Linked DNA regions of Homo sapiens: region 2 is linked to region 1. Evidence: read pairs that join two places in POLR2A ChIA-PET (ENCODE). Cell type or tissue: Caco-2. All regions are shown on one strand.

What was found. ChIA-PET counts read pairs that join two places held together with the same protein. Peaks named below come from ENCODE experiments on the same cell type or tissue, not always from the same donor. Only the 100,000 strongest peaks of a DNase experiment are listed, where the experiment ranks them.
Region 2: POLR2A ChIA-PET joins it to region 1 with 11 read pairs; 8 of 35 experiments call an interaction of 5 or more read pairs at or near these places.

What each region holds. Positions count from the first base shown.
Region 1 is chr17:43,558,245-43,566,244 of GRCh38, forward strand. No RefSeq gene overlaps it. Among named protein-coding and RNA genes, the nearest start is that of ETV4, 16 kb to the left of the region's middle. In Caco-2, no CTCF peak of the experiment used is centred here; a DNase peak (open chromatin) is centred at 4,653.
Region 2 is chr17:43,715,035-43,723,034 of GRCh38, forward strand. It overlaps the pseudogene WHSC1L2P. Among named protein-coding and RNA genes, the nearest start is that of SOST, 40 kb to the right of the region's middle. RefSeq lists an enhancer at 3,526-4,130 and silencers at 5,570-5,639, 5,670-5,779, 5,930-5,989. In Caco-2, no CTCF peak of the experiment used is centred here; DNase peaks (open chromatin) are centred at 3,792 and 5,777; H3K4me3 peaks cover 985 bases.

The DNA of each region.
Region 1 (8,000 bases):
TGCTCATCTTCCCCAACCTTGTGTTACTATGAAATCCTCTGTGGATCTGGCTTGAGTCTCCCCACTGTGGATCTGGCTTGAGTCTCCCCACTGGATTAGAAGTTCCTAGAGAGCAGGCTGGGTGCCTCACTTCTGTGCTCCCTGTGGCACCCAAGCCTGCCCCTGGAACAGTCAGGGCTTTGCAAACTCCCTGCTGAAGCTGAATCAGAGGGAGTAGCTTTGTTCAGCCTCTGGAACTGAGTTCACAGCCAAGGAGTGCTCTCAGGAGAGATATGGAAGGACATGTATGGCCTGTAAGCTACAAAGTGCTTTTTTTCAATGACTGAAAAAACATTTTTTAAACACAATATTTTTTGACATGTGAATATATGAGAAATTCATTTTTTTTTCTTTTTGGAGTTTCACTCTGTCACCCAGGCTGGAGTGCATTGGCGTGATCTCAGCTCACTACAACCTCTGCCTCCCGGGTTCAAGCGATTCTTATGCCTCAGTCTCCTGAGAAGCTGGGACTACAGGTGCATGCCACCACGCCTGGCTAATTTTTTGTATTTTTAGTAGAGATGGGGTTTTGCCACATTACCCAGGCTGGTCTCCAACTCGTGTTCAGGCAATCCGCCTGCCTTGGCTTCCCAAAGTGCTAGGATCACAGGAATGAGCCACTGCTCCTGGCCGACAAATTCAAATTTTAGTGTGCAGAGATAGTTTTATTAGGACACAGCCATGCTTACTTACTATTTTAGGTTGCTTTGTGTTACAACAGGACAGTTTAATATTTGCAAGAGCCACAGTATGGCTTGAAAAGCCTAAAATATTTACTCTCTGGCCCTGAACAGAAAAAGTTCGCAGGCAGAGAACCTAATTCACAAATACTAGGAATCCACGTTGAAGGTTGGGCAGCCCAAGGGAGGTGGTCAAGTGTCTCTGGGCAAGGCAGGGGCAAGGGCAGCCCAGCAGGAAGCAGGAAGGGAACTTGCCTAAGGTTGCCCTGCTGGGAAGGGGTAGAGCTAGCCTGTGAACCCAGGCTTGTTTGCTTTCAGAAGCCAAATACCTGTCCACAGCCACAGAAGAGGCCTGGACTTTGGTATTTAAAGGAGAGATAGAGACCCTCCTCACTGAGAGGATCAGAGAAGACTTCTTGGAGGAGGTGGCATTGGAGCTAGCATTGAGGTGGGTAGGATTTGGGTGTGGGGCTAGAGGGAGGATATTCCGGGCTTAGGGAATATCAGGACCAAGGGCAGGAGTCTGGGAAGCACAAGGTTAAATTAGGGGAGGGGGAAGACTCTAGGGTGCGGTGGAAGGGAGTTTTGGGAAGTGGGGAGATAGTCCTTGGAAACCCTTGAGATATTTGCCTTGGAATTTTCTCTTTGGAATCTTGGCTCTGTGGCCCCAGGCCTGATGTCTTTGCCGGCTGGCCACGAAGCTGAGAGTAATTCCAGGCTAGCGTGAGAGGCCCTGGTAGGTCAGAGTGTCTGGTTGCCTAAGCTTTTGTACATCAGTGGCCTTGGACACGTTTTCCTGGATGCAGGCCTGGTCTCGGTGGCAAGGCTTTCCCTGAGTGGAGCCTGGGCTATCTCCCTGGTAGAGATTCCAAGACCTGCCTGTGAATTTTCCATGGGGCCATCACACCCCTGGAACTGAGGAAAGAAAAAGGGGGAAGTGGTTTTCCTTTGCAAGCATGAAGCTGGTGGCTTCTCCTTAGAGGTCCTAGCTGGACCCCATCCTCCCTTCTGGGATGGAGTGGAGGAAATTTTACCTTTGGGAACCTGGGAGGCCAAAGTTCTGGAGATTTAGCAGCTGACATCCCTAAAGGATAAGCCTTAGGCCTCCTGGCAACTACATCAGTGCTTAATAAATGTTTGTGAGTGAAGGAATGAGTGAGTGGGTGCTGGGGGAAGGGGTTTGTCCACAGGGGTGCAAAACAGGCCTCTACCTGCCAGACACTTCCTGTTTAGTCGGGGAGGTGGGTGGGAGGTGGCACTGTGCTGTTATAATAATAACATTTTTCATAACTGAGGTTTAAGCACTAAAGGCAACCCAGGATAGGTACATATCAACAGGAGGGCAGAGGAAGCCACTCCTGGAGGTGTTCCCGTTCTAGCCCACAGAGGCTCTGAGTTCCTGCCCTGCTTAGTGCTGGCTTGTCCTGGAAGTTCCATCATTCTAGGTGCTAGACCCTCACTTGGTCTCTGCTGCTCTCTACTGAGGATGGAGACTTCAGAACCATGACCTCGTGCAGAGGGATCACTGGTATATGTGGGTCTCCTGGGGGTAGAGGAAGGGGGCATTTGTGACCTTGGGTCCTGCTGGCCCCCCTCTGGGAGTTACAAAGCTTACTTTCTCTGCTCAGACAGGGCTGGGGGAGTGAGTTGTTCTTTTTGCCCAACCCAATTTCAGCAACTGCATGTGAGGGAGAACCACGGCAGCTTTGAGTCACACTCCTAGTGCCCTGCTTGTCCCATGGTAGGAGGGTGTCTGCTCATGCCTCCAAGTCACTCACTTCTCCAGGGCTCTGTAGCCCACCCCTCTTCGCTGGTCCCCTCAGGATCTCAAACTCTGGAGACCTCAAGTCATTCAGCTTTGACCCTGCTCTATTCCCTCTCCCAGGGCAGGCCGCTGCTACAGGGAAGGGAGCCCAACAGAATCGTCTCTGTGCAGCTTTGCACCATGGAGTCTCACCCAGCCCTCTATATTATTGTACCAAAACCTGGAGGCTCAGAAAGGTTAAGTGACTTGCCTGACTCACACAGCCAAGAATGGCAGTTGGAGCTTGAATGCCTGTGAACTTCTGTCTAGTGTATCAGTAGATTCAATGGACTGAAAACAGGAGACCTGAGGTCTGACCCAGACACCCATGTCCAGAGGCGCAGGGCAAGGAGGCAGAGGCTCAGTTGAGGAATCCTAGTTCCTGATAACAGAGATGACAGCTAAAGTCAGAGAAAGGAAGTTAAGAAAGAAAGGGATTGCTGGTGGTGAAGCTCTGGCTTCTCTATGCCTAGTGGCTGTTGATTCAAGATGCCCTCTGTGGCCGAACCTTTGGGGTCAGGTGAGGAGGAGGATAGGGCCTTAATTTAGACAGAACCCTTGGGCCCCTGCCTTCCAGTGGAAATACCAGGGTAATGGAAACTGCAAATAGGTGTTATACCTGGGGTTTCAACTAGGGTTCCAAACAGGAATATTCCTGGGGCTGGGGTAGAGGGAGGAGGTAGTTAGTAATTATTTCCATTTTATTCATTTATTGAGCAATTGCTACATGCCAGGCACTGTGTTAGGAGATGAGAATACAGGGTCAACGACAGTCAAGAACAACAGCAAATCTTTCATCGTTCATCATGTGCCAGGCTAAATGTTTTGCATGTGCTACTCATTTATTCCACATCATATATGTGTACAGCGTAGAGAAGTTTCTTTCTAACTTCTCTGTTAGAAAGTTTCTAAGTGTCTGGGCGCAGTGGCTCACGCCTGTAATCCCAGCACTTTGGGAGGCCGAGGTGGGTGAATAAACTGAGGTCAGGAGTTCGAGACCATCCTGGCCAACATGGAGAAACCCTGTCTCTACTAAAAATACAAAATTCGCCAGGCGTGGTGGCGCATGCTTATAGTCCCAGCTACTCGGGAGGCTGAGGCAGAAGAATCGCTTGAACCTGGGAGGCGGAGGTTGTGGTGAGCTGAGATGGCACCATTGCACTTCAGCCTGGGCAACAAGAGCGAAACTCCTTCTCAAAAAAAAAAAAAAAAAAAAGAAAGAAAAGAAAGTTTCCCAAAGTCACAGAGCTAGTGAATAGCAAGGGGAGTCAATGAGTAAGCTCAGGCCAGCAACCCTGCAAATCAGATCTCTCTCCAGCAGAGGTGTGCTCTGAGTGTCCCAGGGATTTGAGAGAGGGGCTCTGCTTGGGGAAGTGGGGAGGCAGCATTTGAGCCAGTCCTCATGGGATGAATGAAATTTCTTCCTAGGAGAGGGGAGAAGGTTCCAGGTTTAAAGAAGCAGCATTTGCCAAGGTGTAGGAGCCAGAAAGGAAATCCTAGGGGAGAGACAAATTTGGGGGTAGTCCTCAAAATTCCTACCCTCAGGCTAGGGAGTGTGAGCATTTTGAAGACCTTGTTTAGGAGCTTGTATTATATCCTATAGATCATGGGAGTCACTGGGGTCGGGGGCAGGGTGGCGGAGCATGGGTAGGTTAAAGCAATTCTGACTGAATCAGACCCTAGGCAAGAGGAAGGAGGTCACTGCCTTGGAATCTTCAAGAGTCGCTCATCCCTGATCCTGTCCCCCTTTTGCCACATAAGATGTGATGCCATCACTCAACTCATCATTCACCAACAAGCTATGGGGCCTGGAACCTTTCTATGCCTCAGTTTCCTCATCTGTAAAACGGCAATACTAGTAGTACCTGCCTCAGAGACCTGGGTGTGCAGGTAAATTGAGATGCTCTAGGGAAGCTCAGGCTTTCAGTAAGGGATCAATAAAGGCTAGTTCCTGTTATCAGATGTTACCTCCCCACCCTGTCCCGGGTCCAGTCAGCATCTCGAAGTCCTGACTCTCAGGAATGCCCCCACTCCGCCTACCAGTCTGATCTAAATCCCTCTGCTGCAGATGGAGCCCAGCTTCCCTGACAGCCTTTCAGGACGGGAAGCTCCATGTTTAGTGTTCCCCACCCTCGTCCAGCCTCTCTAATCTCAGCTCTTCCCTTTCCCCTCCCCTGTGATTATCATAAACCCTCTCGAGTTAGGCAGGCTTGGCTGGGCCCCATGCCCCTTTGAAGTCCCAAGCCAGGTTCCCAGCCTCACACACTGACTTCTGAGAAAGCTGCTTCCCATCAAATCCTGCCGCCAAAAAGACTCTCCTCTTAGGTATTCCTGCCAACTCCGTTTTATAATCTCCGTGCCGGGGAGGGAGGACAGTTCAGGCACTTTGTCTGCAGGAAGGAAGCAATTAAATTATTAGCACTTTGAGAAATTAAACGACATAACTTACGGCGGAATAAGTTTAGCCAAAAAAAAAAAAAAACCTTGTAATGTGAGAAAACAATTAAAAAGAATTATATAAGGTTGGGCTCGCTCCTTTATTGCAATAGAGTTAGCAGTTCATTGATTATCGTCCTGTTATAATGCAGCAGGATGGTGCGGGCTGCTGCGGAGGCAGCGACATTCAGGAAGCAAAGCGCTTAGTTGGGTCCTGCAAGAAGAAGAGGTGGGGGAGCTGAAAGGTTTTCCTGGAGGGCAAGGGGGAGGGGAGAGTGGGGTCAGAGGAGGATCACCAAAGCAGCAGCTCTTCTTCCCTTCTCCCTGCTCCTGCCTTGGTAGACATGGAAAAGAGCTAGTCAATTTCAGCAGTTTGTCAGTTGCTGGGGCAGTCAATTCCCTGTGCCCAAAAGATTCTTTTCCTAGGTATTCATCCAGTGAAATGTTCACACGGCTCCATAAGGAGATGTGGATGAGGATGATCAGAGCAGCCTCATAGGAGGCACCCTGGGTGTCCCTCACTGGGAGAGTGGAAAGGTCAAGTGGGTGGAAGCACCAAGGGGCGCCAGGTAGCAGCAAGAAGCACTGACGCCTGTACACAGAGCCCCGCGATAGATCTCAAAAACGTAGTGCTCCGCAACAGCAAAAAATACAAATTCTCTCTACCCGCAACGACATAGGGGAGTCTCCCAGACAAGTTGAGCAAAAGAAGCAAGACATGAAAGACAGGTACGATTCCATGCAGAGGAAGTTCAAGAAAAAATTCAATGAATGGGTGGAGATGGGAGCTGGAAGAGTGGGTACCTCAGGCAGGGAAGGGGGCAGTTTATTGACTGTGAAGGGACACAAGGGAAACTTGGCTGGGGTACTGGAAATGTTCTATATTTTGATCTCGGTGATGATTACACAGATGTATATGTAGGCTAAAAATCGAGTTTCATATTTCAGATCAGTGCACATTACTCACTTTACCGTATATATGTTATACCTCAACAGGAAAGGAAAGAGCAAACAAATGTTGTAGAGGAAAAAAATTGTAGGAAACAAAATATATAACACAATGCTATTTATGTAAATAAACCCCATGCCTACGAAATAACTACCCATCCTGAAAGAACTCAGCAAACAGATTGGGTGCAGTGGCTCATGCCTATAATCCCAGCACTTTGGGATGCTGAGGTGGGGTGATCGCTTGAGCCCAGGAGTTCAAGACCAGCCTGGACAACACAGTGAGACCCCATCTCTACAAAAAAATGAAAAAAATTACAGTGGCATGTCCTTGTAGTCCCAGCAAGTTAGGAGGCTGAGGTGAGAGGATTGCTTGAGCCCATGAGGTCAAGGCTGCAGTGAACTCTGATCTCACCAGTTCACTCCAGCCTGGGTGACAGAGAAGACCCTGTCTCAAAAAAAAAAAAAAAAAAAAAGGGAATGTATGAATGAATGAAACCAAGAGCAGGGCACTACACAGACCAGTTATGACAACAGGCCATGAACGGAGAGTATGGTAGACTCAACCCTCTCCTTCCGAAGTAGAAGCTTGTAGAAAAAGTGCTAATTAATCATATCAGGAGGTCTTTGGGCTGGGTGTGGTATGTGTAGGGTGTTGGGGCATTTTGATCTGGGGAGTGAGTGTAGATTCAGTCACTGATGCCTACCAGGAGGAAAGGGAGGTACAGATCTAGCATTTGTAAACTTCTCTGCAGTTTGCAAAGCAATGCCATGTCTACCACCTCAGAGAGCCTCACATAGGGTGTTTCCTGGAGGGAGTGAACTGGAGCCAGCCCGCCTGCTACCACCCCAAGATGGGTTTCCCTGGCAGGTGATCTAACCTCTCTGCATCTGGGCCATGGGGATGATAAAAAGAATGTCTAGAGTGAGAGGGGAGTTAGAACACAGTTTAGAGAAGGGGTCAGCCACCTTTTTCTTCTCTTTTCTTTTTTGAGACAGAGTTTCGCTCCTGTCACCCAGGCTGGAGTCCAATGGTGCGATCTTGGCTCACTGCAACCTCCGCCTCCTGGGTTCAAGTGATTCTCCTGCCTCAGCCTTCGGAGTAGCTGGGATTACAGGTGCCCGCCACTGCGCCCAGCTAATTTTTGTACTTTTAGTGGAGATAGGGTTTCACTATGTTGGCCAGGCTGGTCTTGAACTCCTAACCTCAGGTGATCCACCCGCCTTAGCCTCCTAAAGTGCTGGGATTACAGGCACGACCCACTGTGCCCGGCCCAGCCACCTTTTTCTATAGAAGGTCAGGTGGTAAATATTTTAGCCTTTGAGGGCCATAAGGTCTCTGTCATACCTACTCTGGAAGCAGCCATAGATGTAAATGAATGAGCATGACTGTGTTCCAACAAAATTTTATTTATGGACACGGACATTTGAATTTCATGTAATTTTCATATGTCACAAAGTATTATTCCTTTTTTTAACTTTTAGGTTCAGGGGTACATGTGCAGGTTTGTTATATAGGTAAACTTGTGTCACGGGGTTTTGTTGTACAGATTATTTCATCACCTAGGTACTAAGCCCAGTACCCAATATTTGTTTATTTATTTATTTTTTTAGAAATAGGGTCAGCCGGGTATGGTGGCTCACGTCTGTAATCCGAACACTTTGGGAGGCCAAGGTGGGCAGATCACTTGAGGTAAGGAGTTTGAGACCAGCCTGGCCAACATGGTGAAAATCCATCTCTACTGAAAATACAAAAATTAGCCAGGTGTGGTGGCACAGGCCTATAGTGTCAGTTACTTGGGAGGCTGAGGGAGGAGAATAGCTTGAACCCGGGAGGCAGAGGTTGCGGTGAGCTGAGATCGCACCACTGCACTCCAGCCTGGGTGACAGAGCGAGACTCCGTCTCAAAGAAAAAAAAAAGAGAGAGACAGGGCCTCACTCTGTTGCCCAGACTAGAGCACAGTGGCACCATCATGCTCACTGCTGGCTGGAACTCTTGGGCTCAAGTGATCCTCCTGCCTCAGCTTCCCAAGTAGCTAGGGCTACAGGCACATGCCATCACACCTGGATAATTTTTTAATTTTTTGTTGAGA
Region 2 (8,000 bases), 160 kb after region 1:
AGCTTCTGCCTCTCTTCCCTGGCTTTGCCTTCACAAAATCAAGAGTCTGATCTTACTCATATTATAGAGCTGGTCTTCAACCATGTTCTTTTTTTTTTTTTCCTTTTTTTTTTTTTGAGATGGAGTTTCGCTCATGTAGTCCAGGATGGAGTGCAATGGTGCGATCTGGGCTCACTGCAATCTCTGCCTCCCTGGTTCAAGCGATTCTCCTGCCTCAGCCTCCCAAATGGCTGGGATTACAGGTGCTTGCCACCACGCCTAGCTAATTTTTGTATTTTTAGAAGAGATAGGATTTCACCATGTTGGCCAGGCTATCTCAAACTCCTGACCTCAGGAGATCTGCCCGCTTCGGCCTCCCAAAGTGCTGGCATTACAGGCATGAGCCACCATGCCCAGCCCCATGTTCTTCGAATGGCCAAGAATATCAGTAGGTAAGGTTTGTTGAGCATGGATTGTGTGCCAGGTGCTGTGCTATGCCTTTGGCAAGCGTTATCCCATTACATCCTTTAACAGCACTCTCTGGTGGGTACTGCTCTTATACAAGATTTACAAAAGAGAAAAGAGACTCAGAGGAATGTAGGGGCTCACGTGAGATTGTAAAGTAGTGAGAAGTGGAGCTGGTCCTTCAGCTCAAATCCCTCTGATGCCAAAGAACTCAAACTCTGCAGTTCCATCATGTGCATCCTCACTCTCTCACTTCCTGCAGAGGATCTGTGGAGGTTGTAACTATTGTTTTCACCTGTCTCTTCCACTGGGCTCTGAGCTGCCCGAAGACAGATCTTTTTTTTTTTTTTGAGACAGAATTTTGCTCTTGTTGCCCAGGCTGGAGTGCAATGGCACGATCTTGGCTCACCACAGCCTCTGCCTCTTGGGTTCAAGCGATTCTCCTGCCTCAGCCTCCCGAGTAACTGGGATTACAGGCATGCGCCACCATGCCTGGCTACTTTTGTATTTTTAGTAGAGACGGGGTTTCTCTGTGTTGGTCAGGCTGGTCTTGAACTCCCGACCTTAGGTGATCTGTCTGTCTCGGCCTCCCAAAGTGCTGGGATTATAGGCGTGAGCCACCACGCCCGGCCCCGAAGACAGATCTTAATCATCTGATTTCCCATCCATTAATTCAGTCTTTCACCAAGGATGTATTGAGTGCCAATTATATGCCAGGCATCATCTGATGTGTTGGGGACAGAGAAATAAAACAGATAAAAATCCCTGCTGTTAATTCTAGCCTATGGTGACAAGAAGCAGATCCGTGGCTGCCTGGGGTGAGTGTGGGGTAGGAAATGGGAGAAATGGGGATGACTGCAACTTTGGGGGTAGTGGAAAATGTTCAGTATCGTGGTAGTGGTGGTGGCTGTACAGGTATATATATCCGCATACATCCCACAGTTCAGAATTATACACTTTAAATGGTAAATGGATACAGTTTATTATATGTAAATGATCCCTCAATTAAGTTGATTTAGAGGAACCTGGCCGGGCGTGGTGGCTCACACCTAGTATTCTCAGCACTTTGGGAGGCCGAGGTGGGCGGATCATGAGGTCAGGAGATAGAGACCATCCTAGCTAACATGGTGAAAACCCATCTCTACTAAAAACACGAAAACAAAAAATTAGCCGGGTGTGGTGGTGGGCGCCTGTAGTCCCAGCTACTCGGGACACTGAACCTGGGAGGCGGAGCTGGCAGTGAGCTGAGATCGCACCACTTCACTCCAGCCTGGGCAACAGAGCAAGACTCTGCCTTGAAAAAAAAAAAAAAAAAAGAACCCTTGCTCTTATGGAGAAGCATTCTACTGGGGAAAACAGACAATAAACACATAGATAAATAAAACATATGTCAGAAAGGGGTAAGTGATGCTCAGAAAAATAGGACAAGGGATCAGAAGTGCTAGGCGTTGCAATTTAAAATAATGGGGTCTGGAAAGCCACCCTGAGAAGGGCCAATGGAGCTATGCCCAGCCTGTGGTATCCTTCCTCAGGCAGGGGACTGTACCCCCAGCTTACAAGCCTTTTCGAGGCACCTTCAGGGTTTGAGCCCAAAATGCACTGCACATTAAGTGTTATTGATGGGCTTGTGGAAATCTGCTCTCCGTCAGGCTCTGATGAAACTTTTCCAACAGGAGACTGAACTCAGTACTGGGCATGGCCCCCTGCACATAGTAAGTCCACAGCAAATGTGTGTGGGGTGAATACTGTCTTCTTTATCCTCCCTTTTTCTACTCCAGTCCAGGTAGACGGTGTATCTACCCACCCAATTTTGCTGTTTCTGGTACCCTCAGTGGGTCTTGCCTGCTCTTCCTCCTTGAAATCATTACTCAGAGGTCTCCGTGTCAGCTCCAGACAGATGGGCCTGGTGCTCCTTTATCTCAATACAATTCCCCCGCTCCCAGGCTCCAGGGGAAATCCTGAGCTAACTTTGGTCTTTCCTAAACTCCACACTTCCCTTTGGGCACCTCTTTCCCCATTGCGGGGCTCCCTTTCAGAATTTGCTGCTTTATTTATTTATTTATTTTTGTCAGAGGTGCATTAATGATGCTTTATTTAAAAACAAAAAACTTGGCCAGGCGCGGTGGCTTATGCCTGTAATCCCAGCACTTTGGGAGGCTGAGGTGGGCGGATCACAAGGTCAGGAGATCAAGACCATCCAGACCAACATGGTGAAACCCAGTCTGTACTAAAAATACAAAAAAAAAAAAAAAAAAAAATCAGCCGGGCGTGGCACATGCCTGTAATTCCAGCTACTCAGGAGGCTGAGGCAGGAGAATCACTTGAACCCGGGAGGCAGAGGTTGCAGTGAGCCGAGATTGGGCCACTGCACTCCAGCCTGGGTGACAGAGCGAGACTCCATCTCAAACAAAAAAACACCACAAATAAATAAAAAATAAAAACAAAAAACCAAAAACAGTCCATTCCATGTCGTGTTGAAACTGATCAGTGTAAGTTAAATGGTGGTTTTTAGGCTGGACCCATGATTTAAGCTGTACCCATCCAGCTCAAACTGAAAAAAAAAAAAATCATTTGAATGTTAAAGCAATCGTTCAGAGTCTTCAAGAAGAAACCAGGCAGGAAAATGCCAATAATGATGACTGGCAAAATCAAAATCTAAAACAAATAAACTGTTTATCAAGCTGCCGACAGAAAAAGAAATCTTGCATGGAGACTACAAGTCTGGATTTTCTGGGATGAAATTGTACAGGAATCTCAGTCTACAGTTTCCTCAATCGCTGTGGAGATGGAGCTGTCACTGAATCTGACAGAGCCCTGCACTCCCCAGTCCGCCGACCCTTTCTGTAATCCAGTCTTCACTGTAGCCTGAGGAACTATTTCAACCTGCTCCTTTTTTATCTTCTTCTTTGGCACAACCTCAGTGGACTTCTCTGATTCAGAACAAGTTCTAATTGATCTTCTCTGTTGCTTCTTTTCTACTGAGCCTGTAGAACCAGATGTTGCTTCAAGAGATGATATATTCTGCATTGGCTTTTCATTTCTCTGGTTTGGTTTAGAAATTATAAGCCTGTCTTGCCCCCTGACACTTATTTCTGTTTTGTTACCAATTCCCTTTGTTGAATAAACAAATTAATTTCCCATCCTCTGTAGCATTCTGAAGAGCAAACACTTCTTCAATTTTCACAGCTGGAGACATGTTACACTTCTGCAAATCCAGGCTCCCTTTGTGCATTGTAATGGAAGCTGGTAGGATTTCCTTGCTGCCACAGTTTTCCAGGCTATTTTAACAGGAGGTGGCTCTTCCTCGTCCGCGCTTGTGTGCTGCCTCGGGCTGTGTCTCCAAATGTCAGTACTTGAGAGTGAGGAGGCCACCTCCCCTGCATTGATCTGTTCTGGCTGAGTTTAAAGCACAGATCTTGGTCATCAGGTTTTTTTAACTTCGGCTTTGGAGACAACATTCTTTTTTTTTTTTTTTTTAGATGGAGTCTCGCTCTGTCGCCCAGGCTGGAATGCAGTGGTGCGATCTCCGGTTCATGCCATTCTCCTGCCTCAGCCTCCCAAGTACCTGGGATTACAGGCGCCCACCACCATGCCCGGCTAATTTTTTTGTATTTTTTTAGTAGAGACGGGGTTTCACCGTGTTAGCCAGGATGGTCTCAATCTCCTGACCTTGTGATCCGCCCGCCTGGGCCTCCCAAAGTGCTGGGATTACAGACGTGAGCCACCGCGCCCGGCCCCAACATTCTTTTTTGCTTGGGATAAACCCTCTTCAGGCTGTTAATCAATATAGATAAAAGTATACTGTTCTATTCTTTCTTCTCAAGTCATTTTCAATGCTTTCTCTGCATGGGCAATGCCAAAATCCCATTGAGCATGTTCTCTCTGAGGTCAGGGTTTCCAAATCTTTTGTTTCTCAGAGTGATTGCTGGCTTGTTTGGTTGCCTCAGCCAGTAATTCTTCATACCGCTTATGACCTTTATACTCCTGTACCCATTTTTCATGAACCCACACCCTCTCTGGCTGTTTGCTAAAACACTGGACATGATATTTTCGGGCACCTCCTGTGTTAATTTTGGTATGAACCTCCAGCTGGGGATCACTTCAATCCATACAAGGCCAGCACGGATAGGTTCCCACCTTGGACCACACAAGATCACCAACTTGAAACTTAACACCAGTGGACACTTCTGTTGTTGGAACAGAAGATAGTATTGGCTGAACTGGGGCTTCCTCTTTTAGTACTGGATCTTCCCTTGGTTTTTCTGATATGGTGTGAACCCTCTCATTTGGTCTATTTTGTTCCTCTGGTTCTAATTTGGGGATTTTGTGTGACTTGCGCTCTTCAGATCTTGATGAGTCATGCTTTTTGGGTTTTTTCCTCTTTTCTTTTCTGCTTTCATGCTTTGACTTCGTGTGCTCACTTGCCTGTACTTCATTTAAAAGGTCTCCACAAAGGGAAGACTTGAACAATTCCCTGCCATTCTGGATAGTTTTGGTTATTTTTAGTTTAACTTCAGGTGAGCCACTCTTCTTTGGAATCACAGTTTGTGGTACCGAAGTGGTGGCTGTGGAGGGGAAGGGTTTTCTAGAATTTAATGTGGTCTTCTGTTTAGAATTTCTGAATGGTAATAGTCAGTGGGGCTAAAGTTTCTAGCTGCGCCAAAGTCATTGGCTGACCCATTAGGATATTGATTATGCGACTGGTATTTGGTTTGAATTTCATACATGCTGATTGATGGCAGGTAGCCATTTGTGAGTGGAGGAAGATCTGTTGTAGGTGAGTATTGAAAGCTTTGCTGCAAGGTAGCTTCGTATGGTGTCTGGCCACCATCTTCAGCAATGTCAATTTTGTTATCAAAGGCATCCTCCTGACGGATGCTGGCGGAGTCAGTGAGTTGAGGTGGTTGTTGAACTGTGTTTCCCGTGATCCCTTGCATGAAAGAGAAAGAGAAATCCATTGTTCTGCTCCAGCATTCTTAACTTTCCCTTTCTCTCATCGGGCCTTCAGTTTGTCCCGTTCTAACCGCCCGGCCGTCTCAATGCGATCACAGGAGGGACACGGAGATCGAGGAGGGCCACAGCCGGACCAGGCCAGGCGTGCTGCGGCAGGAGGAAGGCTCCGGAGGTGGGGTGGGAAGGGGAGGCCGAGAGACGGGTGTCGCCGCGCCCCCGCTGCCGCCAGAGAGGAGCCTACGGCTGGCAGCCTGGCCTGGGCAGCAGGGTCCTCGGCGCTCGGCTGGGAAATCGCACGTCTCTCCGCGGTGACCTGTGCACAGCCCCTGGGCCTCCGCCTCCGTGCTGGCAGCCTCCGCCTCAGCGCACAAAGCCCCGTCACCCCGACTCTCGGGGCGCCGCCGCCGCCAAATCCTCAGCCCCTCCCTCATTGGCCGCGGCGTCTGCCGGGAAGTGCAGTCCCGGGTTTGGGGCGATGGAGCCCAGGAGGAAGCGGCGAGTCAGCGCGGCGGAAAGGGCGGAGGGGACGGAGGGGGCGGAGGGGACGAACCACGAACGCCCGCGGCCGCGAGGGTCTGGACGACAAAGGAGAGACTAGGCGAGAGGGCTTGTTGCTTTTTTTTTTTTTTTTTTTTTTTTTTTTTTTTTTGAGACGGAGTCTCGCTCTGTCACCCAGGCTGGAGTGCAATGGCGCGATCTCGGCTCGCTGCAACCTCCGCCTCCCGGGTTCAAGCGATTCTCCTGCTTCAGCCTCCGAGGAGCTGGGATTACGGGGGCGCGCCTCCACGCCCAGCTAATTCTTTGTACTTTTAGTAGAGATGGGGTTTCACCATGTTGGCCAGGCTGGTATCGAACTCCTGACCTCGCGATCCACCCGCCTTGGTGTTGCACTTTTATAACTCTTTTTACCTTCTCACCAAACTAGCATTTAGGAAAAAAAAAAAATCAACAAAAACAAAACAAAAAAACCAAAAACCTCTATCAGTCATTTACACGTTAGTTGGAAATAATTTAGACCAGTGTGGCTCTCCTTCGCAGAACACATTCAGTCCTCTGTGATTATTAGAAGCAAGGTTCACCTTTTGATCTTGGTTAAAGAAATTTCAGGCTAAATTTCTGGGGAGGAGATGTATTTCAGGTTCCAGGATCCCAGAATTGCTCTGCACAAGTCACAGCCATCCTTGTTCCCTGAAGTCTCTGTTGGCTGCACCATGTCTGCTGCTCCTTTATGAGTGGTTTTGGGAGAGGCCAGGCTGAGCTCTTACTAGCTCCTTGCAACAAAACAAGCGAATGTGAAAAGTCTTAAACACTCAGCTTTCTGGTCAGAGGAAATCCCAAAATCAGCATGACTCAGGATTTTAAGTGCCCCATAGAGTGTCCAAGAGAAGAAACCTAGGAGTCTAGGGTCTTTCAAAACCCCAAAGTTAAAACCTTTTATCACCCTTTCCTGACCTTCCTGGCTTAGGATTTTAGGCAGCCTCTTGGAGGCCTCCCTTGCCTGGGGCACACTTGGCCATAAACCCATTCATTCAGCCCTACTGATTTAGTGCCCATTATGTGCCAGGCAGAGGAAAAGTAGAAATGGTAGGATCTATCTTCAAGGGGCTCAAAGTCTGCAGGAAACAGGATCCGCTAACAAATTAGAGCACAAGGGTGTGCCGAGTGCTATAATAGCAGTGTGGGTTGCTGTTGAGAAAATACAGAGGAGGGTACCACCAGGGAGCTTCTATGAGTTGAGCTGAGCCTTGAAGGTTGAAGAGGCATTTCTCACATAGAGAAGACGAAATAGTGCCCTGATTGTATACTAGGAATGAAAACACCAAGTGCTTACCAAGCTCAGATAGGTAACGTAAATGAATGGAGTAGGTGAGTAAAGTAGCAGGGATTGTCAGCGGTGGTGGGGAAGTGGAAGGCCTGCATCCTGCCTACAGGGCTTCTGCTGGAAAGACAGCCTGGCCTGGATTCAGCCTCCATTTGCACCTTCTGCTAGGTGCTTTTGTGCAGTGCACAACTCACACAACCTCACATGGCTGCCCTGCCTGCCTAAGCTGGCCATCAGCTGCTTGTTGCCATACTGAAAAAGAGGGTTTGGTTTTGCCTCGCCTTGCTTTTTCAATAGAAGCCAGAAACTTGAATTTTTATGTAAAAATTTCCAATTTGTCAAATGCCATTGTAGCCAAACAAAAATCTAGCCTCAGGCTGGATCCACCATAGAGTTTCAGTTTGAGACCCCGATGGGAACCAGTCCCCTGGGCACATGCTGCTCTCTCTCCTCCATACCATGCAACACAGTCCTTTGCTGAGATTTGACAAGGGAAACACAGTCATAGATGAAACCCCCTACAGCTGCTGCAAAGCCCTTCAGAAACATGAGATTGGCCTCTGAACCAGAGGAAAGTAACGTGGGGCTGTACAACAGCAGCCAGCCTGTGAGACTGATGGATAAAGCTTTAATTTATCGGTGCACCTTGTTTGGAGAAAGCTTCCCTGCCCTCTTGGCTGCCCCCACCTCCAACCCCTCCTGTTTTGCTAATGATAAATGACAAGCAGTGGACATTTATTAATTAAACCACCCGCTGTAGCCATTGGTAAAACCCAAGGCC